2 separate regions of the Homo sapiens genome follow, and region 2 is linked to region 1. Evidence: chromatin loops called from intact Hi-C (ENCODE). Cell type or tissue: PC-9. All regions are shown on one strand. Each heading gives the region's core, and the rest is flanking DNA. Links, peaks and the distances in the headings are about the cores only. Region 1 holds the start of LOC124906319 (a long non-coding RNA gene). Region 2 has its middle 8.1 kb from the start of MB21D2.

Region 1 (15,603 bases), core at 2,899-10,898:
GGGTAATGAAACAATTCTGTGCGATGCTATGATGGTGTATATATGTTATTATACATTTTTCAAACCTCATAGAATGTACAACACTAAGCAAGAACCATAATGTAGAACACTGATTAATAATGATGTGTCATATGTATACATATGTAACAAACCTGCACATTGTGCACATGTACTCTAAAACTTAAAGTATAATAATAATAAAACTAAAAAAAGAAGAAAAAAAAGATGTGTCAATAGATTGCAACAAAAGTGCCACTGAGGTGGGAGATGTTGATAGTAATGGAGGTTGTGTCTGTCTGGGGACAGGGACATATAGAGACACTCTCTGTACTTTCCACTCAATTTTACTGGGAACCTAAAACTCCTCTAAAAACTAAAGTTCGTTAATGAATTAAAAAAATCAGTAGGTAAGTAGAAGATTTCAGCACTATCTCAACCATTTTAACCTAATTGATATTTATAGGACACTACTGCAACAATTGCAGAACACACATCCCTTTCAAATGCTAAAAATGTTCAAGATTCATTCATGATATACCATAAAATAAGTAGCAATAAATTTAAAAATATTGAAATTTTACAGTGTATGTTCTCTGACCACAATGGCATTGAATTAAAATTCACTAAGATGAAGAAAATCTTCAATATTTTGAAACGAAACAGCACATTTGTAAATCACCCAAGGTAAAGAAGAAACAACAAGGCACATTAGATAATTTCTGAAAATGTATGTTCACGAAAACAAATCACTCTATATTTGTATGATCCAGTTTAACTAAGTCTTAGAAATATATGAGATTCAAATTCTTATATTTGAAAAAAATTAAAATCAATAATCTAAGGATTACTTTAAGAAGATAGAAAAAGTAGAGAAAATTACACTCAAATAAATAAAAAAATAATAAAGAGCAAAAATCAAAATATAAAACAAACAATATTGGAAAATTTAAAAGCCAAAGTGTTTTTGTAAAAAAAGGTAATAAGATGGTTAAACCCTAACATAGGTACTGTTGATGAAAAAAGAAAAAACAGTAATTACCAATACTAGGAATAAAAGATGGCATGTCATTGTAGATTCTATGGGCAAATATTATACATGCCCTTGTGTTAGTATATTCAAATTAGGTAAAAGGATTAATTTCTTGAAAAGCGTGAATTAAAAATTGAAAGGAAAAATGAAGAAAATAAATATAATTCTGCCTGGTAAATAAATTTAATTTGTAAATTAAAAACCTTCTCACAGAGAAAGCTGGAGGCCTGGTTGGTTTAACTGCTGAACTATATATTAAATATTAAAGAAAGAAGAATGCTAATTTTAACAAACTCTTTCCTAAATTAGAGGAAGAAATAAAACCTGTCACAAATCTAACAAACCTATTACTGAAAAAAAGGCAAATTAATATTCTCATACACATAGATGTGAAAGAGTAATAAAATTCTAGCAAACAAAACCTAGCAGAGTATTAAAAAGAATAAACAAAATATAGTACATGCATACAACAAAATATTTAGCCACAAAAAGGAATAAAGTATTGACTCATGCTACATGGGCAAACCTTGAAAACATTATGCTAAGTGAAAGAAGACTGTCACAAGAGGTCACATATTACATGACTCCATTTATCTGATATGCCCAGAACAGGAAAATCTATAAGGGAAAGGGGAAGCGGGGAGTAACCAACATATATATATGCCATATATACACACACACAAACACACGCACAGCTATATACACAAACACACATTCTGCAAATCAATAATAAAAAGACAACACAAATTTTAAAATAAGCAAAATATTTGAACAGGCACGTCAGAACAGAGGACATACAAATGACCAATAAGTACATGAAAAGTTATCAACATCATTAGTCTTCAGCGAAATGAAAATTAAAATGATGGTGAGAAACTTCACTTTTCTTTTTTTTTTTGAGACAGAGTCTCGCTCTTTCACCCAGGCTGGAGTGCAGTGGTGCAATCTCAGCCCACTGTAACCTCCACCTCCTGGGTTCAAGCGATTCTCCTGCCTCAGCCTTCTGAGTAGCTGGGACTACAGGCACCCGCCACCACGCCCAGCTAATTTTTTATATTTTTAGTAGAGATGGGGTTTCACCGTGTTAGCCAGGATAGTCTCGATCTCCTGACCTTGTGATCCGCCCGCCTCGGCCTCCCAAAGTGCTGGGATTACAGGCGTGAGCCACCGTGCCTGGAAAATACTATTTATTTGTGAGGATACAGACCAACTGCAACTCTCATACATTGGGAGTGTACTATGTTACAAACGATTAGAAAATAATACTTCTAGAAATGTCACTTAAAATAGTATCAGATTGTTTGCAAATTTGTTTCCCAGTTCATTATAAAGTTAAACAAGAGCTTACACTATGACCCCGTACTTCTGCTCCTGGGTTTTTACACAAGAGAAGTTAAAACATGGCAAAATAATAATAATAATAATAAAGAAAAAAAGAAAGAAAAAAAAAAGAAAATGACTTGTACATGAATATTTCCAGAAGCTTTATTCAAGTTAGTAAAAAACTGAAAATAATTCAAATGTCTACCAAAATAAAAACAAATAAATACACCATGGAATACTTAGACAATAGACCTTATACTCAGCAATTTTAAATAATTAACTAGTGATACACAACAACATGATGGATCTCAGAAATTTTGTTTAGGAAGAAGTTTCAAAATAGTATAGACTGAAAAAATTCATTTATATGCAATTCAAGATTAGGCCAAACAAGTCTATGATGAGAAAAATTAGATAATTGGTTGTGGGTGGGTGGGGAAGAGACTGACTGGAAGGGATGTGAAGAAATTTTCCCAAGTGAAATGTTGTATGTCTTGATGAATGTGTTGGTTATACAGGTTAATTTAACAAAACTCAATAAATTACACATTTAAACTTTCTGCATTTTATTGCATTTAAATTTTTAATTAGACAATAGAAACACAAAGAATGCATGTATTTTTACTTCATAAATGCATGAAGTAAATAATAAGAAAAACATGAAGGGATTTCTTCAGTAAAGTTCAAAATTTGATTGAAATAAAAAACCCACAATGAAGTAGAATTGTACTAGATACAGCTCTTATTAATAAATAAAAAAATTATATAGGCCATCTTGTCGCCATGGGACAAATAATTGCTGTGAATTTATATTATCTTCAATAAAACATATTTGTAATCAGTAAATAGGTATACTCTTCATTATGGCAACTAGTATGGAAATTTGGGTACAGAAGATAAATTCTGGGTGATACTAACCCTACCTCTGAGACTTTTTTTTTTTTTTTGAGCCAGAGTCTCACTCTTTTGCCCAGGCTGGAGTGCAGTGGCGCAATGTTTCACTGTGCTATGAGAGAAGCTATGTTTCATCCACTAAGCTTCTCTTGCAAACAATTATCTCTCTTATTCACACTGTCATTGTTCATCCTGAACGTTCTCTATCAAGCATTCACACGGATTTCCCATACTGAAACCAACACTGTTTGGCTTACATACTCTTAGACACATTGTTTGCCACATGAGTATGACCAGGGTAATAAGGACACTCAAAGTGCTATCACAGAAAGACTCCAAGGATCTTGAGAAGACTCATACTGGACGTATAAGTGGCTTTTATATGCCATGAAAGAAGATTAGACTTTTTTATGTGATTTTGAGAGCTTTAGAACTGGGACCTACCGTTGAAGTTAAAAGTAAAGCAATTTCAGTTCAAAATAACAAAGTTAGATCTATCCAAGATTAATGGAATATTATTAAAAAGTTGTATAAACTGAAAACAGGTAAATAGACACAAATTTTAAGCATTTGATGAATGGCTAGACAATCCAATCTTTAATATCTCTCATATCCCAAGATTTAATGGTTCTGGGTGCAGATGGTTCACCAGGCTCTTTATGCCCCCAAGCTCACAACTCACACATTCACCACTTGCTCAAACAATGAAGACTTGCACACACAATCCCATCCTCCTCCTAGTTTGTTACCAGCTGCTGCCAATGATTTAATACTGGAGACTGAGGAGAGCCAGAGTAGTTTCAATTGTACTCCCTAAAGAGGAAAAAAATCAAGCTAAATCCAATGAGGAAGGATAATATTTGAGAATGGCATTTTCATTAGCAGCTGACAAGTTTAAAAGTATGAACACAATTACATAGTGCTTTGTCAGCAAAGATGTATCATTAGTGTCCTGAAACAAAGAGAGAAATTCTACATAATTAATAAAATGATATTTAACTCTGCTATTATCAATAGATAAACACAATGATAAGTAGTATTCCTTAGTAGTTAAAGCTTGAACTTTGGATCCAGATTGCCTGATTTGAAATCCTAACCTCTCTGTCAGTTCTCCAATCTGAGAAAATAGAGATGACAAGAATACCTATATCATAGACTTCTTATGAGGATTAAATTCATTAATTCAAATCAAGCCTAAGAAAAGTGTATTGCAAGACATAGGTATGTGCTATTATCAATGGATGATTACCATTTGGTATGCCTACATTTTTCAGTGTTCAACCTGTCCATATATTAGGAGGCACCAAGGCTTAAAATTAGACTATGTGTAGTTTTTTGTTTTTTTTTGTTTGTTTTTTGTTTTTGTTTGTTTGTTTGTTTTTGAGACACAGTCTCCCTCTGTAGCCCAGGCTGGAGTGCAGTGGCGCGATCTCAGCTCACTGCAATCTCCGCCTCTTGGGTTCAAGTGATTCTCCTGCCTCAGCCTTCTGAGTAGCTGGGATTACAGGCGCCCGCCACCATGCCCGGCTAATTTGTGTATTTTTAGTAGAGACGGGGTTTCTCCATGTTGAGCAGGCTGGTCTTGAACTCCTGACCTCGGGTGATCTGCCTGCCTCAGCTTCCCAAAGTGCTGGGATTACAGGAGTGAGCCACTGCGCCCTGCCGACCATGTGTAGTCTTATTGGAACATCTAGAAGTTCCAGATGCTCCACTTACCTCAGGGATTACATTTTTTCATGTCCACTTTATGCTTCGGGGACAGTATTCTCAGGAAGACTTTCCAACACAAGCCAGCATTTAAGGCAGCAGGTGATATGTGATATGTCTAATGAATTGCTTTTGGAATTGAATCATTGTCTTTCCTACTGTACAAGCTTTAAAATACTTGGTCTTTGGGGTCTCCACACCATCTGCACACTTAAAGAAATCCAAGTGCAACAGAAACCAGTGATCACAGTTCATGATCACATGGAGCACTGTTCCCAAAATGGGCTATAGCAAGTTGATGTAGCTTCAGTGCAGCAATGAGCTTGACATTCTGCATTCCACTGGGTTTGGAATTTTTTAAATGTTTCTGTGTTTTGGTATTCAGAAACAGCATCTCAGGACTGAAATGAAAGATTAGAGGAGAATGTATTTATAGCACAGAATTCCCTTAAGAATGTAAGCTCTTGAGACAAATTGCATTGGTTCTAATCTACTCTCCATTTACTGGCTGTGGGACTTTCCCACACCTTTGTTTCCTCTACATAAAATAGGAATGCTGACATTACTACTGATCTCAAAACTACTGTGTGTATTAAATGAGGTTATCTACATAAAACATTTTGAACAGAGCTTTTTCACTTGGTGAATGCTCAATAAATATTAATCACTGTTTATTAACTAAAAATTTAGCAAGTTTGAAAATTCTCTGATTAATGCATAGACAAATCATGAGATGACTTTAAGCATATTTTGGTAATATAATGAGAGTTCCAAGAAATAAACTGGCTTAAAGCTTAGTGATCCTTCACCTATATGTTTAAAAATCTTATCAAATTACTACAACTTAAAAGTGATAGGTGAAGTTGAAGATGCTAAGACAAATCAAATTCTTGCATTCAAAATAATTTGCATTCTATCAGAGTGCTAATAATAGCAAATATTAGTTGAACACTAAATTATAGGCACTGATGTGAATTCGCTCATTTTATCTGTGTCAGAAATAAAGTTACACATGGCGTAACAATGTTTCAGTCAACAATGGACTGCATAATAGTACAGTGGTCCTATAAGATTATAATACCATATTTTTACTGTATCTTTTCTTTGTTTACATATGTTTAGATACACAAATACAGTTGTCTGTAGTATTCAGCCCAGTAACATGCTGTATAGGTTTTTGTAGCCTAGGAGCCATAGGCTATACCCTACAGCTTAGTTGAATAGCAGGCAACAGCATACAGCCTATTGTATAGTGGGCTATACACTACAGCCTAGTTGTATAGTAGGCTATATGATCTAGGTTTGTGTTAGTATGCCCCACAATTTTCACACAAAGACAGAACTACCTAACAATGAATTTCTCAGAACATATCCCTGTCATTAAGAGACGCATGACTGGGCCGGGCATGGTGGCTCACGCCTGTAATCCCAGCACTTTGGGAGGCTGAGGCAGGCAGATCACCTGAGGTCAGGAGTTCCAGACCAGCCTGATCAACATGGAGAAACACTGTCTCTACTGAAAATACAAAATTAGCCGAGCATGGTAGCACATGCCTGTAAACCCAGCTACTCGGGAGGCTGAGGCAGGAGAATCACCTGAATCCGGGAAGCAGAGGTTGCGGTGAGCCGAGATTGCGCCATTGCACTCCAGCCTGGGCAAAAAGAACGAAGTTCCGTCTCAAAAAAGCAAGAGAGAGGCATGACTGCATATGAAGCAGGCATTAGTAGTATCATATTTCATAGGTAAGGAAACTGAAATAAAGAGCATTTAAGTAACTTGCCTCCGGTTACCAAATCGCTCTACTAGTTAGAGCCAAATTGAGGGATCTCAGTTTCAGACTCAAGGAATCTGGCCTCAGACTTTACTCTCAATCACTGCTCTGTACTCTTTCTATAGTGCTTCATGAAAATCATTCTAGCAGCATGTGCAAGATAAAAGAAAAATAAGAGATCATGGAGATAGGAAGACCAGGTATTAAAATGATCCAGACAGAAAGAAACAAAGGCCTCAAATACACAATAGCCATAAGGCTGGAGAGTATAGAATAAATGAAAGAGATATTGGAGAAAAGAAGCTAAAAAGACTTGGAGACTACCTGTGGAGAGCCTGGGAAAATTTGCAGGAAATGTTAGAATTCAAATAACTGTATTTTATGGATGCCCCTGGATAGGGCACATGCTTTTGTTTCTCTAAAGTCTACAACACTGTCTGTTGTCTCTTTGGCCCATCCCAGTCTTTTAATCTCTAGATTTGTCCGTCATAATATTTCAAATGGTATTTCCAAACCATCTCCTAGTTTCCCTCAAACAAGAACATAGACACTGAACAATTTCACAGTTGTATGACCAGTATTTTTCTAAAATAAAAATTACTTTTTACCCTGAAAATTTATAATTATAAAATTTATGGCTAAAACTATTAAATATAAGAACCAACAACACTAACAACTACCAGAAAGGCCACACGATGGCAGCAAAGTATAGGGTACAAGCAGCAAGAGCCGGCGGCCTAGAGGGTGCTATGCACTGAATTCTCAGATTCCGTCTATTCTCTATTGAGTTCATACATATTAGTCAGCAGCTGTAATGCTAGTAACATTATCTCCACACAGCACCTCACACTTTACAAAACTCCCACAGATACTTTCTCTCGTCTACTTCTTACCACCACTCTGAGAAGTCAACAGGAAAAGGATCATGCTTTGTGTGGAGGATAAAGATGGAAGTTTTACTCCAGGTACTAGAAGCACCTCAGAGGCTCAAAGGTGAGACAAAGATCAAAACTTTGTCGTTGTTTCTTTTAGGATATGATCTGGGGAAATATAATATGAATGGGAATACTCTACCTTCAACTTTAGTGGGGAAAAAAATCTAAGGCTTTTTTAATAGAACTGGGAATTTTTTAAGGGGTTGGGGCTGTAAGTTATTCCTCACCGAAGTTGGAGAAAAAAAAAGGGAAAAGATAAGGAAAGGGAAAGGGCTTTATTTTTTTAAGTAACAAAGGCTAAAAATTTTCTTAGAGATTATTATAGAAAGCTTAACTGGAGAGAAATATGCCTGGGGGGAAAAGCATGTATCCTCCAAATGGTGCTTGCATTCATTTTCTAGGGCGGCTTTAAAAACCCACTACAGACTTGGGGGCTTAAAACAACTCTTCTGGAGGTCTGAAGTCCAAAATCAAGGTGTCCACAGGGCTGTGCTCCTTCCAAAAGCTCTAGGTGAGAATCCTCTCTTGACTTTTTAGCTTCTGTTAATGCCAGGCCTTCCTTGGCTTGTGGTGCATAACTCCAATCTCTGCCTCCATTTTTACATGGTCTTCTCCATGTGTCTCTTTCTTTCTTTCTTTCTTTCTTTCTTTCTTTCTTTCTTTCTTTCTTTCTTTCTTTCTTTCTTTCTCTTTCTTTCTTTCTCTCTCTCTCTCTCTTTTCTTTCTTTCTTTCTTTTTTTCAGAGTTTTGCTCTTGTCGTCCAGGCTGGAGTGCAGTGGCGCGATCTTGGCTCACTACAACTTCCCCCTCCTAGGTGCAAGTGATTCTCCTGCCTCAGCCTCCCGAGTAGCTGGGATTACAGGCACCAGCCATCATGCCTGGCTAATTTTTGTATATTTAATAGAGATGGGGTTTCACCATGTTGGCCAGGCTGGTCTTGAACTCCTGACCTCAGGTGATCTGCCTGCCTGGGCCTCCCAAAGTGCTGAGATTACAGGTGTGAGCACCATGCCCCGCCCTTTGCATGTGTTTCTTATAAGGACACTTGTCATTGGATTTAGGGTCCACCTAGATAATTTGGATTGATTTCATCTGCAGAACTACATCTGCAAAGATCCCTTTTCCAAATAAGATCACATATACAGTTACCAGGGTTTAAGACACGGGGAAATCTTTTAAGGCCACCATTCAACCCACTGTAGTGCTCTTGTGACTGTACTTCCTCCTGCCAGTGGGGAGCTCATGCATGTACACATTATGGACTCCTACCCTTCCGTGTGTTTAGTTGCCATAGAGCAATAATATCTGATCTCTGCTCCAAAATCTGACACCATTTTGCTGTATCCTCTCCTTGGGTTGTCTCCTCACCTGTAAAATAAGAGAGTTAGACCAGCCAATGGTCACAGTCAAAAGCGTTCTTGGTCTAAGAGGAAATGAACAGTAAGGCTTCAGAGAAATGAAAGCATTCATATTTTCTGCCAATTACTTGTCATATTATAGTGGAATCAGCTATCTTATCTCCCTCATTAGTTTTGAGAGTGTTTTTGTTAATTTTTACGTTTTATTAAATATCTGCCTATTGTGGATATTTAATAAATCCTGAGACTATAGAGATGGGCAAGACAGAGTCCTTCTGCCAGGAAATCCATAACCCAGTAGGAGAGACAGATACATAACGTTATCACTGTGAGGTAGTGTTCAAGCAGTAAGGAGAGATCCTTTGCATACATGAGCATAGAGCCCACGTGACCACTCTAGGCTATGGGTAGACTCAGGTATGAGATAACATTTATTCAACCTTCGAGAACCAACTTAAGGGTGTCCTTCATAAAAGACCAACTTATGAAGGGCACACTTACGTTGGTTCTCCAAAGTTGAATAAATGTTATTAGCTGAGCAAAACAGGAGAAAACAGTACATGCGGAATAATCACCATGTCTAAAGATGCTAAAATGTGAAACCAACTGGTTAAGTGCCTTGGATAAAGTACAGCGATGAAAGGTAGAAAAAAAATATTGTCTGCAAAGATAATCTTATGTGAACACTTGCTTTGGGGCCAAGCATCATAGCATATGCCTTTGTATATTATATAATTTCTCATAACAGCCTTTGTGGTAGAATGTCAGTGTAGGTTAAGCTGTGCTGAGGTAACAAACAACCCTCAAATATCAGTTGCTTCATCTAATGAATGTTTATTTCTCATCCACACATAGTCTGCTGTGGATTTGAGTCATTCCTCAGGACAGTTGTCTTCTGTGTGTAGCCTCAGCATTCTATCTCCTTAATTTCTAAGGAACCCTCGTATTCCTATGTTTTCACATTCAGCAAAGGAACGTCTGGAGAATTCAGTACCAGTAATTAAATATTTATACACAGAAGTGACATATAGCTATTGTGCTTACATTTCTTTTGCCAAGCAAGTCATTTGTACACACCTAACTTCAAAGGCCAGGGAAAGATAATGTCCAAAATTAGAGGAGAAGCAGGTATTGGGGAACTGAAGTAAGATTTATCGCAGGTAGCCACCAAATTATTCTCATTTTACGGAAGAGGAAATTGAGATATAGAGAAGTTAGTCATAGTCACACAACTGGTAAGTTGCAGAATGAGGATTTGAACTCAGATCTGTCTGATTCCAGATCTTACACTTTCTTTATTGAGAAACGCATGTGCCATACAAATAAGTTTGGACTTTATCCTAATGATAACAGGGAATTACTGGAAGGTTGCAATAGGGAAAACACGACTCATATTTATGCTTTAGAAATATGTGTATAAAACAATGATTGGGGAAGAACAGGACTAAGGATGTGAGGATACTAGCGCTGCTATGACAATTTTTGGAAGAGAAAAGATAAGGCCCTACACTGAGCCAGTGCCGTAAAAGTGCCAGTGATGACTGCAAGGAGGCAGAAGTTCCAAAGGCAAGTAAGAACCAGAATCTATAGGTTTTAATAAATGAGTGAATAGTTAGGATGAAGAAAAAAGAAAAGAGGACAGAATATGATTAGCAAGGTCCAGGCTTGAGCAAGGAGGAAGACAGAGGTGCCATATACCAAGACAGGGATGTAATACAAGCATCAGGCTAGCTGTGTTTGTTTGCTTTTGTTTTCCATGGGGGGGAGGGCCATAGGTGGTTTGGATTTGAACATACTGAATTTGAGTTGCCTATGGAAATCCAAGTAGAGAGCTCCAGCAGACATTTAGGCATATGTATGTTAAACTTATCAAAAAAAGATTTTAGTTACAGATAAATACTTGGGGAAAAACATGCAAATCTGGTAGTCCAAATATGTGATTAATGATATTGCCAAAGAGAAAAAAAGAGACAGGCTGGCACAAACACTATAAAAGATAAAGGTTTATGATGTGTCTGGAGGTGGGGATTTCATCATAGTCACCTTTGATCTCTCAGCCTAATTAAGGACTGAGTCTGGAAGTTTCCCCAAATTTGGTTAGCTGGATTTATGAAACAGAAAACATACCAGAGTGTACATCATGTGGACATAAGAATAACATCTGCTGTATTCATAGCACCATATTGTCTACAGCACATCTAGTAGTATGCAGATCCCCAAACTTCACAATCCTGGAAATCAACACACACACACACATCCATACATTGTTTTATCTTTTCATAAAATATTTTTATTGATTTTGGCTTATTACCAAAAAAAGTTCACTGTAACAGTAATAATATGTATAAGAAAAAATAAAACTAAATAAAAAATAAGATTATAACCTTAGCACATCCCTTTTTAATAACTATTCTAAGCTGGAAGCTCACTTTCTGGCATCCGTCCTAGCAAGGCTAGGAAAGTAAATGACGTAGTAATGGAAAAGGGAGGGGAAACAGACGGGGAGTTCTATTCATTTAGGGTTCCGTGATTCCATTAACCTTCTGATTCTTCAGAGCTTCTCCACACCTTTCCAATTCCTCTCTGCTTTCATTTCTACATTGGTGTTGGGGGGAAAAAACAAACCTTATTAGCCACACATAAACATCTTCCATTAAACTGCTCTAAAGCAATTACTGCTGTTAACACAGTTAATGGACTGTCAATGTCAAATGTGAAACCTTTTCTCCTGGAAAGGCAACAATGACTTCGTGAAATCGTTTTCTGTGCTGTAGCAGAAAGGGAGGAATTCTGGAGGATCGCTCTTTCTGCAAACATCGCGGTCTGTGAAATCTGCCCCCTAAAAAACAAACAAACAAAAAAACCAAACCAAAACAAAAAAACCCTGATCATATGCCTGTTATCCTAAAATAGCACCTTCCTCCATTATGCCGAGGTTCAGCGCAAAACTGACTCATGCAGTACCGGGATCGCTGCCAGAGCGACGGAGCGCGCGAGCAGCGCGGCATCAACAGGCAGAAGGTGCCACGGGGCGGACGGGACCCACTGCCCGGGTCCAGACTTTCCATCCGAGAAAGCAAAAGCTTTCAGTATCCAACTTATTAGAAGATAACATCTTGATAGGGTTCTCGGGCCTTCTTAAAATAAATCTGTCAGACTGTGCTTTTGAATCTGTCCTGTGTCAAGGTTGCTCCCCCAGGGCAGGGCAGCAATTTAGCTTTTGCAAGATCCTGCACTTGCTCCTCAAACGCCAAAGCAGCAACGCGAGCAACTTCCGAGCAGCTGCTTCTTCCCCACTCAAAGCCACATCACCAACTTCCTCAGCAGCAGCCCCAGCAGCAATCTGGGTGTTCAATCTATCTCGATCTCACAATGCCCATGCCTCCTAGAGGTCTTCCCAGAGCTTAGGAGTCTTTGCCCCTCCTGGGAACTTTCTGAGGGTCCATATAGTGGTCCTTAGCACTATTGCTGTTTTTTTTTTTTTTTTAATTTTAGTTGTAATATACGAGTGTTAGCAATCCTCATACATCTCTGACTTATCCACAGTGCCTAGTATACAATGGACAATTTAGTGAACAATGAATAAATCAGAATATTGAGGCTTAGGAAACTAGGACCCATCACGAACCTTCTCATAGTAATCCAGATCCTGGATGGAAGCTTTTAATAAACACAACTTCTGTTTTCCTTCCTCTTTGTTTTTTATTTCTTCTCGAAAGAGACTTAATTGAAGAAAATGAGCTCTTTCACTTCTTCCATCCTCCAGGAACATAAAACTGACAGCCTCCTCCAAATGATTATTTAGCATTTAATGATTTATTCCTTGAGCGCCCAGTTGATCTTCCTTGGGCCCATTTGAAGAACTCTTGTAGCAAGGGGAAAATTCACATGATCATGCACAGCGTCAAGCTCCATTTACCTTTTGTCCTTTAATGATACTGATGAGCAGGCAGGTGATTTAAAAGAGAACAAATGGTCATTAAAATTAATCAAAAGGACACAATAAGGAAAAATGTGCTATATAAGGGCAACATAAGTTTTGTAGTGACACAAACAGAACAAAACAAACAAAACTCAAAGGAATGCAAAGGTGGCATGTATAGTATTTTAGCCCTTTAATTTGAACCCAAGGACTTAAATATGCACAGTTTTATGCACAGACAAATACCACTCACTGGGGCCAAATACACAGTAACAATGCTAAAAGTTTACCCCTTAGACTATTTTTAGAAATTACATACTAAACTATTTTAATCAGAGCTATAAAGCACACAGTGACCCATTCACAATTTACACCAAGAATTCTGTTTTTATGTACAATTTAAAATGCAGGGGACTCACTGTCATCACAATGGCAATGTATAGAACATTTTAAAAGCCTACAATGAGAAATAGGAGCCATTTCATGGTCATCCTCATAGTTTTTCCAACCGTTAGAATTACTTTATATAAAATAAATATTTAGTAAATGTTAGAAAAAGGGAGAGAGAAAATGAGGGAAGAAGGGTGATGACATGACTCTAGGAATGAAGAAATGGCATTCGGAAAAGGTATTTTCTTTTATACTTGGGAAAGCAAAGGACAGAAGTAATGAGCAAAACTTTATACTAAAGAGTCTCATTCTATATTCAGTGGTCAGAACTAGGAAAGGTTATTTTGGAAAGTTGTTCTCTTCCTGTAGGATAGGGGTTCTCAGTGCTTATGGAACCTACTTCTGAACTGGCCTTAAAAATAATCTTGGAAAGGGGATGGTTGGTGCCTTGTGGAGCTTAAAAAAAAAAAAGGATAGTCAATATACCTGTGATGGTCAATTTTATGTGTCAACTTGACCAGCCAAAGAGTGTCCAGATATATGTTCAAATATTATTCTAAGTATTCCTGCAACGTTGTTTTTGGATGAGATTAACATTTAAATCAGTAGAGTGAGTAAAGCAAATTGACCTCTGTAATGGTGGGTGGGCCTCATCCAATCAGTTGAAGGCCTGAGTAGAACAAAAAGTTAACTCTCCCCTGATTAAGACAGAAATTCCTACCTGAAGGCCTTTGAACTGGAGCATCAACTCTTCCTGGTTCTACAGCAGCCTACTAGCCTTCGGACTTAAACTGGGACACTGGCTCTGCAGACAGTGGACCAGCCTCAATAATCACATGAGCCAATTTCTTATAATAAATAAATAAATAAATAAAAATCTCCTATTGGTTCCAATTCTCCAGAGACCCCTGACTAACATAATACCTATTTTACGATACTTATTAGAAAAAATAAAACCCAACCAAATTTGGGTATAAGAAACAAACAGAGCAAGAAGACATTTCAAAAGCGGTCTGAGTTTTAAAATGTCAACACTGCTGGTGTGTCAGCAACATTTAATTGCCATCTTATCCATGCCCTTCCTCTTACATGTTCAGCAAGTGTCATTTAGTCTTCATTTAAGTTAGGAACAAAAGTTCAATAATAGGTTTAACCCAGTTTTCTCCTTTCCCAGCCTCTTTTACCCTAAGGTGCCCTTGAAGCAAGGGCCTCTGCCCAGCCATTCCCTAACAGAGGATCATGGGAGTGAAGTATAGTGTCTTTCCTGTCCAGATTAAACATTATCGTTGAGCTATAAAGCTAGATGCTGCTTTGGGAAGGGATCACATACAGGACTCTTGTATTTTACTGACTTTTCTGCAATTAATAATCTACTTCTCATAGTACATATCCTAAAACTTAAAAGGAGTGCAGAAGTTAGCTAGTCAATATTGTTTATTTTGGATATGGAGAAACAAAGCCTCAGAGGAGAAAAATGTCCTATCTGTACCATACAGCAATTATTAGCAGATCTGTAAAGCCTGCTATATAATGAAGCCTCAATTCTTAGCATGTCTTTAAGATGCAAGAATTTTTAAAAAGTGTAGTTGGAGCTTCATGAAAATCCACTATGTCTGCTCTGCAGGAGGGGCTATGCTTCTGACCCTTTACCATATAAACTTTTGCTTAAAGATCAAATCAAGAAAATAAACCTCTGAATCTCTAAGTAGCACTGCACAATTGGATAGTTCATGTCGTCCTACTCAAAAATGGGCCACCTCCTGTCAATGAAACCAGACTTCCAAAACATAGGTTATCATAGCATTCCCCATTCAAACCCCTGCAATGATTCTCCATTGCTTAGGGGGGATGAGGGCAAATGTTCAAATGCTTAGCCTAAAATTTAAGAACCTCCATAATCAAAGCTTAACCTACTCTAGCAACACATATTTGTTGAATACTACTGTGTACTAGGTACAATAATTGAGACAGTAGATAAAAATGCATCTTTGGAAGTGACTCCTCCAGCCCAGTCAAACTTTCAGGTAACTGCACATGCAGAAGTGGTCACCTGCTTAACAGCAATCTCATGAGAGACCCTGAACCAGAGCCACCCAGCTAAGCCGCTCCCAAATGTCTGGCCCACAGAAACTGTGAGATAATGAATAGTTATTTTAAGCCACTGAGTTTTGGGATAATCTTTTATGCAATAATGGATAATGTACACATCCATGAACAGATAAATGGATAAACAGACTATGGTATATCCATACAATGGAATACAACTAAGCAA
Region 2 (15,603 bases), core at 996-8,995, 360 kb after region 1:
CGAGGAAAGTGAAGTGGAAACAATGTGAAATTCACCAGCTCTGAAATCAACAAGCTGCCGGCTCCGGTGTTACGGAGCCAGCACCAGCGTCTCCATTTAAAGGGACAGCGCACCCAGTGGAAAGGAAAATAAATAAATGACAGAGGTCTGCACGCATATACCACTTGCCAATCCGTACTTGGGAAGACGCGCGAGGTGTGGATGCATTCTTTCTCCACCTCCACGGCCGTCCCCCCATCCCCTTTCTGGGCAGGGTTTGCCAAGCGCATTCAAGGAGAAGAAAGTCTTCCTCCGTTTGATTTTAAGGGCGGTGTCCTGGGGGAGGACATCTCTGTGCGCGTTTACCTCTCTATCCCAAGAACTCCAATACCTTTAAATAGTAAAGGAAACTGCCTTAAGGAATATGAAACCTGTCTTCTACCCTTTTCCTCTTGGATTGCCAAGATGATAGGATTGAGCGTATAAAAAAAGAGGGTCCACATCTAACCCAGTATTGGCACTCCCACTAACCCCTAGATATCCCTACCTTTGCCCAAGGTAATTAATGACCTGAATAACAGCTTATTTATCTTAACATATAATGAGTTAATGAGATTCAACCTACTCTAATATAAAGATAGGGAAACTGAAGTGTGGGTGTGGGAGAGGGGAAACAATGTATTGCCCCAGGTTCCAAGAAATGTTGGATGACAAGATGAAAATTTTCTCATTCAACAGATAAAATTTGAGTACGCACCATTTGCCAGATGGAGTGACAGAATGTGACAGTGATAACCAAAAGACATGGCTCCTACCATGGAGTTAGGCTTACATGACAAGGCAGGTTCAATCTAAGTCATAGTCCTTTAGGCAGAATAGAGTCTCAGAGGTGGTTTTAGTGTTTATGGGGTGTATCATTCAAACACTTAGGAGGCCCATTGGCTGTGAGAAACATAGGTTATCTTCCTCCCTAATTCTCCAAAATCTCTCTTCTCTATCCCACAGTCCCTGATTTAGATCAGGTCTGTTTCACTTTCTTACCCGAGTTCTCATGGCCAAGAATACAAATTGTTTTGTTAGACATGGAAGGAAGTACGGACTCTTCCATGCCTTCCCCTATAAAATGGGAATAATAATTCCTGTCTCACAGGTTGTTTTAAGGATTACGTGAGATAAAACAGGTCAAGCACTTAGTTCAAGGACTGACATAATAAGTACTTAGCTATTATCAGCTTCTACTATTATTGTTATTAATTCTTTCACTGTTCCTCAATCTAGTAACAACTTGTTGCCAGAGTGATCTTTAGAAAACACAGACCTGACCACTGACCTCCCCCTGGAATTCCTCTCTTCTTTACTCCGTTTACACCAAAACCAATCCGCGTCTGCCTTTTTCTTACAGCTTTCCGGAGACCCTCCCCTCAAGCTGGTGGCAACTTTTCCTTCCTCAGAACCTACTCTCAGAAGCTTTCATATGATGCTAATGAATTTTGACCTTGCTTCATCATTGCTTTTTGTTTTGGGTTGTGTGTGTGTGTGTTTGTTTGTTTCTGAAACAGGGTCTTCCTCTGTAGCCCAGGCCAGAGTGCAGTGGCACAATCGTGGCTCACAGCAACCTCAACCTCCTGGGATTAAACAGTCCTTGCATCTAGATCTCTCAAAGGGATTACAGGCGTGAGCCACCACACCTGACCACTTCATCATTGTTAATGCAAGTTTTAGACTAAAAGATTCTTGGGGATGAGGGCTACATCTTATTCATCTTTGTATTTCCTGCAGCATATGGTCCTACCGAAGGGTCCTCTATGTTTATTGAATCAAGTAATGAGTGAAGAATTGTGGCATAACCAGTTAATTTCTCTTACTTTTCGTTTCCTTCTCTTTGAAACACACTTCCTCACCCACTCAGTATGAAAGAGAGAGGATCCATGCCTAGATAAATGCTGGTGGACTGATGAGGAAGTGACTTAAAAACTCTGGTTTTTAGGCAGGGCGTGGTGGTTCACGCCTCTAATCCCAGTACTTTGGAGGCCGAGGCGGGCAGATTGCCTGAGCTCAGGAGTTCGAGACCAGCCTGGGTAACACGATGAAATCCCATCTCTACTAAACATACAAAAAATTAGCCAGTTGTGGCGGCGTGCACCTGTAGTCCCAGCTACTTGGGAGGCTGAGGCAGGAGAATTGCTTGAACCCAGGAGGCGGAAGTTGCAGTGAGCCGAGATCGCGCCACTGTACTCCACCCTGGGTGACAGAGTGAGACTCCATCTCCAAACAAACAAACAAACAAACAAACAAAGCAAGCTCTGGCTTTCGCAGCTCTGCTATGCTGCCCTGACTTCTCATCCTGAGAGGATATTAACATTACCTGGGCAGTACTAGAAGCCACATAAGTGTTTGGAACTCCAGCACAAAGTGATCCACTCCCATCTGTCAGTGCTTCACTAGTGATCAATGGCAGGCACCTGTGCGACAGCTGGCTGAGGCAGTCATTCCATAGAGCAGAATGGTTCTAGTTACCTCCAAACCATGTACAGTTAAGAAATACTTCAGACAACAAAATCGAAACACTTTTTATTTGTTAATTTCCAAACATATGAATGAGGCATCACTAATCTTCCCTTAATTTTACCTTTTCTTATGATATTTATATCCATAAAGAAACAACAGGTTGTTAGCAGAAAGTATTCCTGTTGTGCCGTAGTGCTGGACCCTGGGGGTTTGAATGAGTGAGTGGTCTCTCTGATGTTCCTCATTGTCTGTTCTCCTTCCCGTCAGCCAGATCAGATTTCTATGAATCATGGACCCTCAGTGAGCCCGCATATCCAGATAATGTAATTGGATGGTAAACTAACACCTTCCTAGGCTCTAATAGAACGCTGATAAGATTGTGTCAATATCCCTTGTTGAATTAGAAGAATAGAGAAAAACGATCAAAAACCATAATTTCCTGAATTGATCTATTGGGAGACTTTTTAACCTCTGAGCTTCTCAAGGGCAAGTACTGTGTTTCTTCACCTGTGTAAACACTGCATTTAATTTAGTTCTTGACCCATCTTATGACCTTAGTTTATATGTTCAAATGAATATATAAAAGAATGAATGAAGCCGGGCACGATGACTCACACCTGTAATCCCAGCACTTTAGGAGGCCAAGGCGGGCAGATCACAAGGTCAGGAGTTCAAGACCAGCCTGGCCAACATAGTGAAACCCCATCTCTACTAAAAATTCAAAAATTAGCTAGGCATGGTGGCATGCACCTGTAGTCCCAGCTAGTTGAGAGGCTGAGGCAGGAGAATCGCTTGAACCCGGGAGGTGGAAGTTATGGTGAGCCGAGGTTGCACCACTGCACTCCAGCCTGGGCAACAGAGGGAGACTCCTTCTCAGAAAAAATAATAATAAAAAAGAATGAACTAATACCATCCCTCAAAGTCCAAGAAGTCAGAATTTAGGTGATTTTTGCTACAATTTAAATATCTCAATGTAAGCTATCTATGGTTTCCCAGTATTTAGTTAAGTGTTGTTATAAATGTAAGTATTTCTGCATGCATTTAATTAAATGCCCCAATTTTTATGCCTTTTTCTCCCTGTGTATGTTATATGACCTAAGAGAAGGAAGAGAGATAGAGAGGAAGGTGGAGAGAGAGAGAAAATCATTATTAGAAGATGTTAAAGAGTGTCTGAGGCTTGAATAAAAATGCATATCTCTAGAATTTTGACAGATGGACAAAGGTCAGTGGAGTCTACCATCTAAACAAGCACTAAGGTAGGCTTTTCCTTTGCTGGCTCTTGCAGCATCAAACAGAACAGAGTAACAGCCTGCATTTCCAAACTGCTGTCACACTTAGAGGTAGAACTTGCCCTTCTACTCCCAACTCCCAAATTTTATTAGCATGTGAAAGAAGTCTTCATCTTGCTTCTCTGGAGCTGTTTGTTGTTAAATACAGCTCTGAAGTTCTGTGGCAAACTCTCAGCCATGAATAACTGGGCTGTGCAGAGCCTGCATTAAAAATAGCAAGCTCCACATCCACATGATGGATTAACAAAATATAATTTTAAACAAAGATTCTCTGGTCTGAGGGAGATTTAAATAGCAGCCTAGGCTACAAGATCTGGCCTTCTTGGGCAGCTGGATTTTCAATAAAAGTCTAACAAATGGAAGTGGCCTGGGTTTTTTATGATTTGAAATGCAGGCAGGAAAAAGAGAGGCAAACATCACAGACGTGTGGAATGTTGACAGTAGAAGGAACTTAGATGATAAATTCCATCTACCCCCCTTATTTACCAGATGGGAGAATGAGGGCACAGAAAGAGAAGGGAAACTTGACTAGATAGTAGAGACAATTCTGTTTCTATTTTTCATACTAACTTTAAATTTACTAAATATTTGTTATTGTGTTTCCAGACTGCCAGAAGGAACATGAAAAATGCCACGAAATTTGATCAAAATTATAATTTAAAAAATAAAAATAAAAACAGGAGAGTGGCCCTTGGGCAAAATGCACTCATTTCACTTGAAGTTAAATCTCAGTAAACCAGAAACTGCTGACATTTGGAATTACTTGGCTACTGATTTTTCCTGGCAATAGGTAGACAATCAAGACTACAGCTAAATCTCTTTGGTAGTCATAAACAGAGGTGCGCACGTCCCTGCTTGGGGCAAATCGGGCACTGTTACTTCTAATGAGATTAGGCCGTTTAATTTTTTTTTTTTTTTTTTTTTTTGAGACGGAGTTTCGCTTTGTTGCCCAGGCTGGAGTGCAGTGACACCATCTCAGCTCACTGCCACCTCCACCTTCTGGGTCCTGATTCAAGCAATTCTCCTCCCTCAGCCTCTGGAGTAGCTGGGATTACAGGCACACACCACCACACCCGGCTAATTTTGGTATTTTTAGTAGAGACAGGGAATCACCATGTTGGCCAGACTGGCCTTGAACTCCTGACCTCATGATCTGCCCACCTCAGCCTCCCAAAGTGCTGGGATTACAGACGTGAGCCACCGCGCCCGGCCTTAGGCCATTGAAATATTAGCGAGGTCCCCAGAACAATATAAATAACCCTCTCTATTCAGACTATTCAGTCCTAATAAAGTGAGGCCCATGTGAAGCCCACCTGCTCTGATGTGTTCACATGGTTCAGAGGGCCTAGTCCCAGCTTCTCCCTCAACCCTGTATCCTCATAACCTTGAGGGCGTGAGTGATCTAGCTATGGAGAAAAGTGCAGCAATGTAAATCTCTCCACTCAGTCTCTCATTTTATTCTCTGCTCTCTCTCTCTCCCCCAACCCTGTACTCTAATGACCTTGAGGGCGTGAATGATCTAGCTATGGAGAAAAGTGCAGCAATATCAATCTCTTCATCCAGTCTCTTGTTTTATTCTCTACTCCTGCTATACTCAGGGAAGCAAAATCTGTGCGTGTGAAAAGAAGGAAATGAACTCTAGGGATGGAAATAACAATATCTGATAGCAATTATTAACAATTCCTCCTGATAATAGAGCACTTTACAGTTCAACAAAGCGCTCATCACAAAATTCATTTATCGGTTCCTCACAGCCTCTTACTGAAGCAGGTTAGTGAGGACTATTATTATTTTTTGCATTTTGGAAATAAGAAACTAAAGCTCAGAGAGATAGTGAAGTTTGTGGCTAATTGTCATCCTTCAGCTCTCTATTTAGATGTCATTTCCTTGCAAAGAGCTTTTTCTGGATCTCCTCCACCCCCACACACCCAGGTCTAGGTCAGGTAAATTCCTTTGTAGACTCTCCTTCCCTCTGGACTTACGTCACTGTTCGTTCTCACACTTCCTTGTATCTGCCTGATAACTTTCCTGTTTCCCTCACAAAAATGTATGCAACACTGTCTGTCTTGATCACAGATGTATCACCAGTACCTCTTACTGGATGTGTAGAACATAGTAGATATTCAATAAATGTTTGATTAAAAAGTAAATGCAGGCTCAGACCCCAAATTTGAGTCTTTTGATTTACAATCCAAGTTCTTTCCATGAAACCTCACTGAATCTGTTGTTAGCACCCATTGAGTATACAGAAAAACACCAATAATCTCTCACATTTTAGAGAATGGGTACGCTTTATCAGCATTTCACATACACAATCTGATTCCAAATTTTGATTCAAGTTACCTTACTGTAAACAAAGCCTTTTGTTCCTCTTCTCTCTACCTTAAAATCTAAGCTCAGGCCCTTTGCTCAATAAAGTTTACGACAAAATAACTTTAAAAATTAAGTTCATATTTTCAATTCTTCTCACTTTTGGGAAAACCCATTTGACTTAAACTCTACACATCAGGTAAGAAAGGGCATAGTAATAATTGCAGGTAATTTAAAATAACTCGAAAAATCCTCTTCGCATATTACGACTGCCTTAACCCCATCAGCTGTTCTGGTGAAACGGTGGGGCCCTCATAACCAATCAATCCGTTGATACTGTTACATTTTGTTCTGGCCCTTGAACTTGCCAAAAGGCCCTGTTCTGGGTTCTCCACACCAATCCGTATCCTACTTTACATATACTCTGGGTACTGGATCGAGTGCCAAGGATAGACCATAATCCTTTGTCATGGGAAAAGTGGAGCTGTTTGGCTTGCTTTGCTGTGGTCAATTAGTTAATTAAATATAAATTAATTTAGTTTTTTTTTCTCCTATGTGGCTTCAGAGGGTGGAACCAGGAGGGATTGATGGCAGCTACAGACATAAAACTTTGACTGAGGATGTGGAAGCATTTTCTCACAATGAGAGCCACTGTGCACTGAATAGGCTGCTTTATGAATTAGTAAACTCCCCATCACAGAAGGTGTTCAGGGCTGTGTTATCCACCCATCAGGGTTATGCTAGGTTCCTAAGTTAGTAAAGAGCTGAGACTATGGCCTCTGAAATGTCTTTCAACTCTGAGAAGCTCTGACTCTATGATCCATTTTCAGTTAACAGGAAAACTGAAAACTAGCTTCCTACAAGGAGTCACTCCATGACAGAGCTATGTTCTGCACTAAACACAAGGTGTTTGAGATCTATTTTCATGTAAGGCCCAACGAAGATCAAGGATTATGTCTTTTATTTTTCTAGGCTTAAAAATACATATTTCCTTGTTTCTGGCTTTTGTTTTCTTTTTCTTTCTTTCTTTCTTTTTTTTTTTTTTTTGAGACGGAGTCTCCCTCTGTTGCCCAGGCTGGAGGGCAGTGGCGCGATCTCGGCTCACTGCAACCTCCGCTCCTGGGTTTAGGCCATTCTCCTGCCTCAGCCTCCCAAGTAGCTGGGATTAGAGGCGCCCGCCACCACGTCCGGCTAATTTTTTGTATTTTCAGTAGAGACGGGGTTTCACCATGTTAGCCAGGATGGTCTCGATCTCCTGACCTTGTGATTCAGCCTCCCAAAGTGCTGGGATTACAGGCGTGAGGCAGGGTGCCCAGCCGTTTCTGGCTTTCTTACTGTCCGATTCTAGCAGGTTATTTCATTCCACCCGATACAAAGAAGTTCTGTGGTACAGAAACATGCCACAGACATCATATACATACCGTGCAACCCAAATTTATATTTGGAGAAGTTCTCAGTAAAAAGAAAGGGTCTTCCTTTAACATATTAATTTACATGCTCATTGTTTAATGATAGAAGCCAGTTCTCTGAGCACGTCTATACCATTGGCAAAGGAATTGTTATAATGCCTGTTTTGTTTTCTAGATCTTGTCCAAAAAAAAAAAAAAAAAAAAAAAAAAAAGCCGGGCACTATGGCTCATGCCTGCAATCCCAGCATTTTGGGAAGCTGCGGCGGGCGGATCACAAAGTCAAGAGATCGAGACCATCCTGGCTAACATGGTGAAACCCTGTCTCTACTAAAAATACAAAAACTAGCCGGGTGTGGTGGCGGGCGCCTGTAGTCCCAGCTACTCAGGAGGCTGAGGCAGGAGAATGGTGTGAACCTGGGAGGCAGAGGTTGCAGTGAGCTGAGATCGCACCACTGCACTCCAGCCTGGGGACAGAGGGAGATTCCTTCACAGAAAAACAAAAACAAAAACAAAAACAAAACCTCTCTAAACCCTACACTGTAAGAAGTTTATTGAAAAACTTGGCTTTCTTTTTTGTTTTCACCTCCAACCATACTCAGTACAGCACAAGAATAGCAGGAGTTGTTTCCCCTGATCTGAGACCTGGTGTGTTGAGTTGTGGTCCAAAGCTAATTTTAAATTCCAAATGTATAACCTGGAGAGAGACAGAGAGAAAGAGAGAGAGAGAGGATATGAAGAAAATTGTGATGTTCCTTCAGCCCTGACAATATTATCACACACACAGCCATAAATATACTTTCTGGACCATGACTTCTAATTCTGCTTACTCTGTTAGTACTTTCTAAGCAGCAGAAAAAAATACCCTCACACCCTTTACATTCTCTAATGTTTCTTTATAGTCTAATAGAAAAAAATAAGAGAAAAAAAAGGAAGAAAGATAGACTAAAAGAAAACATAGCTCCCTTATTCTATCTAATTTGTGATTATTCTTGTCTATTTAAACTATCTTGGGGATATGAGTACATGCATTTTATTGAGATTTGCCTTAATTTTTTTTTTTTTTTTGAGACAATCTCACTCTGTCACCCAGGCCAGAGTGCAGTGCTGTGAACTCTGTTCACTGCAACCTCTGCCTCCCAGGTTCAAGCAATTCTTGTGCCTCAGCCTCCCGAGTAGCTGGGACTACAGGCACATACCACCATGCTCAGCTAATTTTTGTATTTTTAGTAGAGACGGGGTTTCACCATGTTGGCCAGGTTGGTCTCGAACTCCTGACCTCAAGTGATCCATCTGCCTTGGCCTCCCAAAGTGCTGGAATTACAGGCGTGAGGCACCGCGCCCAGCCTGCCTTAAATTTTTTAAAGGGGGATAGATAGGAATATATCGGATATACATTGTAAATAAATAAATTCAGACAAAAGCTGAAAGTCAGGAGATTTCTGTTCTGGTTCAGCTTTGGCCATTAGTTTCATGATCAGAGAAAAATCCTCTCCTTTTCTCCGAATCTCCTCTTCCTCTTGTGTAAATGAATAAATAAGGTGTCATCCAGGCGTGACATTCTGAGGCTACAGCTCTAACATGAGAAGACAAATAAAGCAGTGCTCCCTACAAATTCTTAACACAATGTGTTTGTTTATTTTCCCCCAGTCTATCCTTGCACAGCTTGACATTCCATAGTTGAATGTTCTAATTTTTTTCTAAGGATCTTTACTCTAAAAGAATTAGCCTAAAATCAAAAGAGAAGAGAATCTATAAGTGCATTAAGACCCCCTCCTTGACACATCTTGGCTAATGGCCTCTTATTCTCTGTTGGTGGGGGATGAAGCAAAGCCTGCTGATGAAATTCACTCAGCAGCTTGGCCCTAGGGTATGGCTACATGGTCTCTGGGTTCTTAGGGTCCAGCCAGGGCCCAGCAGGTTTGTCAGACTCCAGAAATCCCTCTCCTCACAGGGTAAGCAGAAACAAAAGGCACCCGAAGAAAGTACCCCAGGAAGTATTTACAAGAGGCTGCAAAACAGTTATAAAATGATTTTCTGGCCCTAAAGTTAGAAGCCAAGGATGATGTTCTGAAGCCCAGGTGTGAGATGAACATAGGTATAGAACTTTATAACCAGACTTATAAAGCAGTTGACACAAGAAACTGTGGTTTTGGCAAAAAAGCATTAAGGAGTCTGTATTTCTTCACAACCAAGATATGGAAGAAATCTGCTCCTAGGAATCTGGGCTGCAGTTTTCTTTATGTATTTTGGAGAAAAGCAACTTTATAAATTTCAGATAATAATTAGTGATAGTAATAAAAAGACATAACAATCTTTAGGCAATAAATAACATTCAAGTATGTCTGATGACAAAATTATATGCAAAATTAAGGATATAGCCATGCATAAAAATCACAGATCTTAAAGAAGAGTGGAAAGGAGTTTCCAATTCTATCATAACATCAAAATCTTAATAATACAGTTGAACAAGATAAGGTGAAGAGAACAGAAGTGACTTGCTTATGGGAACACACAGAATGGCAGGACTGGAATTTTTTTTCCACATGTCAGCACAAAAGCCAAAGAATGTGAGGGCCTGTGCATCAATTGCCAATAAATGGCTGCATGTTGCAGTCCATAGCTATATGTTTGCAGTCCATAGCTATATACTACAAAACTATAAATAGCCAAATTTAGCAAAAACCTAGTAAATAGTCTAGTAAATTTTCATAACCTAGTTAATATGGCATTTTTCATAAAGTTGTCTTTTTATGTCTTCATTCACTGAAAACATATTTATTGAATCTCTTTTATGTGTCGGGCATTGTTCTTGACAGTGAGGATATGGCGGTGAACAAAGCAAACATTTTCATCCTACTGGAGCCCGAAAGATTTATTTTTTAAACTAATTTATGCAGTTGTGAGGACTGACGAGTTCAAAATCTGTAGGGCAGGCAAGTCTGAAAACTATAGGGCAGGTTTGCAGGAGTTGATGTTGCAGAATTTCTTCTACAAACTTCAGTTTTTGTTTTTAAGGAATTTCAACTGATTGGATAAGTCTCATCCACAATATCTAGGGTAATCTCCTTTACTTAAAGTCAACTGGTTGTAGATATTAACAACGTCTATAAAATACATTCACAGGAACACCTAGATAAGTGTTTGATTAAATGACTGTGTACTAGAGCCTAGCCAAGCTGACACATAAAACTAACTGGCACGCCATCTACCTGATAAATATTTACTAAGTGCTTATCACATGCCAAGTTCTGAGATAAATCACACGCAATCCCTGCCCTCTAAAGGAAGGGCATAAGTCATTTAATTAAAGACATTAAAAATGTTATTCGACAAATCTATAAGAGATAGAGAACAAGAGCTATCTTTGCAGGTTTGGAAGAAGGAATAGTACTTCCACGTAAAGAAGGCGGAAAAGCTGAAAACACAAAAGACAATTGACCTTGTCCTTGGAGAACAGGTAAAATAAGAACAAGACAGGACCGTGGCATTCCTAGTGAGAGAAATGGCATAAGAAAAAGTGTGGAGTCAGGAAAATGTGTGATGTTTATAGAAACATTGAGTGGTTCAGTTTGGCTGGAAATATAGAGCATTCATCAAAACCTCTTTTATTTAGCCAGTGATTACTCCATGCTTGTTCAAGTACTCATTCCAAAGCTGTTAGCACATTTGCAGATGAAACAGAGAGATCGAGAGATTCCTCCAAAATCACACAGAAAACCTCCAGGGCATGACACATACAAGTCAATCCCATTTTCTTTTGGAAGCTAGATGCTGCTGACTCTTCAAAACAAGTTTTGCCATCCTTGAGAAATAAGAATGCTTTTATCTCTGTTTTTCAGTTTAACTGTCTTTGAAAAAGCCACTATTTCTTCAATAAATGGAAGAAATGTATTAGGCCCTAATTTTTAATGAACATACATGTAGGTATCAATGCACCAAATAATATGTTCAGGGATTTATATATCACACAATTCAAACCTTACTGCTTTTACCACTCGGTCAAAGGTATTTCTTGATTTTTGTTGTTATTGTTTGTTTTTTTTTGGGGTGGGGGGGCACAATACTTAAATTGCTGTGGTCAGAGGTGCACAGAGAAAATATTTATAGGAGTCAGAAGGTTCTCAGGAAAGTAAAATTAATCTATGACTCTTATTATTTCAGTTTTGTGCCTTATGAATTCCTTTTATTCTAATTCCTCTCAGGCATCTTCTTTCCATGCCCCAAGCCCCTCCCACATTTCAAAGAATTGTTGTTGGGTTAGCACATTACTGTTAAGAAAACACGATGTGTGCCGTACTTATTCCACCACCAGCCTCTCCCATCCCTGCGTTAAACTCAGTCATCCTTTTGCCTACATAGGAATTCATGTTTTCTACTGATGAGCTAACTAGCCATGGGTTTGTTCTGAAGATTAATGGTTTTATGGCATTCAAAAGAATGTGACTGGTTTTGAGGCTAATGTAACATTTTTTAAAAATAAGATAATTATAGGAATTATAGGATTCTAGACACTTTCTGGACCAGTCTTCATTCGGCTTCATGCCGCTGTGAATGGAGCAGAAGCAAGTTGTACCCTTTCTTCCCCTCTCCCCCTCCTAATTTCTGCTTTATAAGAGGGAAGCTGAGGAACTGCACCAGGAAGTGACATAATCAAGTGCCTGGTTTCATATCCCCATAAAGTGCATTACTTTAATTAAATCTACCGAAGAGGCTAGTAAAAGAGAGACTGGGGAGAAACGAGGTTATTGATCAGAGGTGTTAAATAAATGGACATCATCGAGAAATGGATGTTAACAAATGTGTGGAACGCTCAAGGGGGGTCAGAGTTCAACTTCCTCTGTGAACAGCTGAACATTTGTCTTGTGGTGACATTGTTCTATTATTTTCCAAAGATGGAAAATGTCTAGAGGCTTAGAAACATAACATTACCTTACATTTACATAATGCATTAGATTTAATGTATATGATCTCATTTTAATGTTCATCCCCACAATAATCCTGTGGGACAGGCAAACCACAGATTCACAGACTGTTGAATCACATTCTTGAGGGCAGAGGTTACCCTCTACAACACATCAATAACACCTGGGTAGGAGGAGTGTGTCAAGGAGGATGTCTTTGTGTGCCTCAGAAGGGCAGGTGTGGAGAGATAGATAAGGAGCATGGATAAATGTAATCATGCAAACTAGCTAATGGCCTTCATTAAGAAAAACTTCCCCTCCCAGGGTAGGCGTCAATCTGTTATAACAAGATTTAGTGTATCATGTTTCACTCCAGTCTGAGGACAAGGTCACCTCCCTTTGGATAGAGATCAGAGTCTCCCCCTAAAAAAGTAGCATCCGGCCGGGCACAGTGGCTCATGCCTCTAATCTCAGCACTTTGGGAGGCCGGGGAGGGCAGATCACCTGAGGTCAGGAGTTCCAGACCAGCCTGGCCAACATGATGAAACCCCATCTCTACTAAAAATACAAAAAATTAGCCGGGCGCGGTGGCGGGCGCCTGTAGTCCCAGCTACTCGGGAGGCTGAGGCAGGAGAATGGCGTGAACCCGGGAAGCAGAGCTTGCAGTGAGCCGAGATTGCGCCACTGCAGTCCGCAGTCCGGCCTGGGCGACAGAGCGAGACTCCGTCTCAAAAAAAAAAAAAAAAAAATACAAAAAATTAGCCGGGCATGGTGGTGGGCACCTGTAGTCCCAGCTACTCAGGAGGCTGAGGCAGAAGAATGGCGTGAATCCAGGAGGCGGAACTTGCAGTGAGTGGAGATAATGCCAACTGCACTCCAGCCTGGGCAACAGAGCAAGACTTGGTCTCAAAAAAAAAAAAAAAAATGCTGTAAAGATGGCTTGGCGTGGTGGTCTGGCCTGTAATCCAAGCACTTTGGGAGGCTGAGGCAGGCAAATCACTTGAGGCCAGGAGTTTGAGACCAGCCTGGCCAACATGGTGAAACCCTGTGTCTACTAAAAATATAAATATTAGCCAGGCGAAGTGGTGGGAGCCTGTAACCCCAATTACTCAGGAGGCTGAGGCAGTAGAATCACTTGAACCTGGGAGGTGGGGGTTGCAGTGAGCCAAGATCATGCCAATGCACTCCAGCCTGGGCGACAGAACGAAACTCTGTCAAAAAAAAAAAAAATGCTGTAAAGGTATGAGGAATTGTTACATCTCAATTTTATGTCTTCCTAATATTGGTGAGGCCTGGAGGTGGAGGAAAAAGGCCCAAGGGAAGGGGGAAATCATTTATTCTTTCAACAAATGCCATACACCATAGTGTGCCGGGAATAAGGAAGAACAGATATTCGACTTCTGGGTAGCTGATCTGTGAAGCACTTGGTTTCTTTTTCACATCTCGAAGAGATTACCACTTTGGTCAATTATTGAAAAACCCTCTCTGAATTGGTACCTGAGCTATAACTGTGTTGAAAGTGAAATAAAGGAAAAGGTGACCTTCATGCTGGCCTCCAAGAAGGCTTTGGTCAGCTCAGCACCTTTTGCAAAAAAGCTGTAAATTTACTCCCCAAATTGTCTACTTAGATAGTTTTTCTCTCTCAGGAAAAAGAAAAAGTAGCCTGTTCAAAATTAAAGTCTACTTCTCAAAGAAATATCACAGTGGGAATGTAATTCAACAAGTATTTCCAGAGTGTTTTACGGTTTCTATACCATGCTAAGATTGAACTGCTACAAGGGGTAGAGAAGTGGATGGTAGCTGAACACCATTACAATTAACAATAAATTAAAAATAATTTATTCTGTGTGTATATATATATTATATATATGTGTGTGTATATATGTATATATATGTGTGTGTGTGTATATATATATATATATATATATATATATATATACCTTTTTTTTGTTTGTTTGGATACAGGGATACAGGATCTAGCTATATTGCACAGGCTGGTCTCCAACTCCTGGGCTCAAGCAGTCCTCCCACCTCAGCCTCCTGTCCTGATTGGCTAGGGCTATAGGCACATGGTTTGAAAGACGTAGTCCCTACCCTCAAAGCAGTAATAATTTCCATGGGAACTGTCCTAACATATGTGGAATTTTATAAGTTGAAACAGGTTAAGACATAAATGAACTAAAACCAGATGTCAATGTAAGAAATAAGTGTTTGCACATTCTAAGGTTTATGTTCTTGGATTAAGAAAAGTGAACCCTTATTGTGGAAGGCTCTGAAAGTGAAGCAAAGGAGCTTTAATTTGGCTGTGTAGGCAATTAATAAGCTAATTAAAGGTTTTATTTATTATTTATTTATTTAATCTTAAGAAACAGTCTCACTCCGTTGCCCAGGCTGGAGTGCAGTGGCACACTCACAGCTCACTGCAGCCTCCACCTCCCTGGGCTCAGGTGATTCTCCTGCCTTAGCCACATGAGTAGCTGGGACTATTGGCGCACACCACGATGCCTGGCCTTTTTTTTTTTTTTTGAGACAGAGTCTCACTTTATTGCCCAGGCTGGAGCGCAATGCCATGATCTTGGCTCACTGCAACCTCCACCTCAGTGTCCTAGGTTCAAGTGCTTCTCATGCTTCAGCCTCCCTGTAGCTGGGACTACAGGCACAAGTCACTATGCCTGGCCAATTTTTGTATTTTTAGTAGAGACAGGGTTTTACCATCTTGGCCAGAGTGGTCTCGAACTCCCGGCCTCAAGTGATCCACCTGCTGAGGGCTCCCAAAGTCCTGGGATTACGGGCATGAGTCACTGCGCCCAGCCCACTTTTTTATTTTTTGTAGAGATGGGGTTTTGCCATGTTGCTCAAGCTGTTCTTGAACTTTTGGGCACAAGCCATCTGCCGGCCTTGGCCGCCCAACATGCTGGGATTGCAGGTGTGAGCCACCGCAGCCGGCCTCATGAAAGGTTTTAGAGCAGAACAGTAACCATGATGAAAAGATGGAAAATCCAAACCCGGTGTTATAGTTAGGGCCCTTTAATTCAAAGCTTTTATTATCAGAAATAATTCAAATCAAATTTAGCAAAAAAACAAAATGTAAGTGGAGAAACGAACAGACTCATGTAACTAGAAAGCTCCTGTACTGGGCTTCACCCACGACTGTTCAGGCATTCAAATAATGCCCATCAGCTCTCTGGCTCCATTATTAGGCTACCT

What was found. Hi-C counts contacts between places; a loop is a spot of excess contacts. Peaks named below come from ENCODE experiments on the same cell type or tissue, not always from the same donor. Only the 100,000 strongest peaks of a DNase experiment are listed, where the experiment ranks them.
Region 2: a loop joins it to region 1, with 2.4 times the contacts of the local background. A loop is called at or near these places in 4 of 110 quality-filtered maps.

The regions. Positions count from the first base shown.
Region 1 is chr3:192,559,453-192,575,055 of GRCh38, forward strand. The region is part of intron 2 of FGF12 (fibroblast growth factor 12); the gene reads right to left. LOC124906319 (a long non-coding RNA gene) reads left to right here and starts at 7,549. Exons shown (of 3, transcript XR_007096220.1): 1 at 7,549-7,719; 2 at 8,063-8,172; 3 at 11,955-12,181. RefSeq lists an enhancer at 7,530-7,579. In PC-9, for the core only: CTCF peaks have their summits at 7,416 (motif pointing right) and 7,620; a DNase peak (open chromatin) is centred at 7,439.
Region 2 is chr3:192,918,177-192,933,779 of GRCh38, forward strand. No RefSeq gene overlaps it. Among named protein-coding and RNA genes, the nearest start is that of MB21D2, 8.1 kb to the left of the region's middle. In PC-9, for the core only: no CTCF peak of the experiment used is centred there; a DNase peak (open chromatin) is centred at 5,755.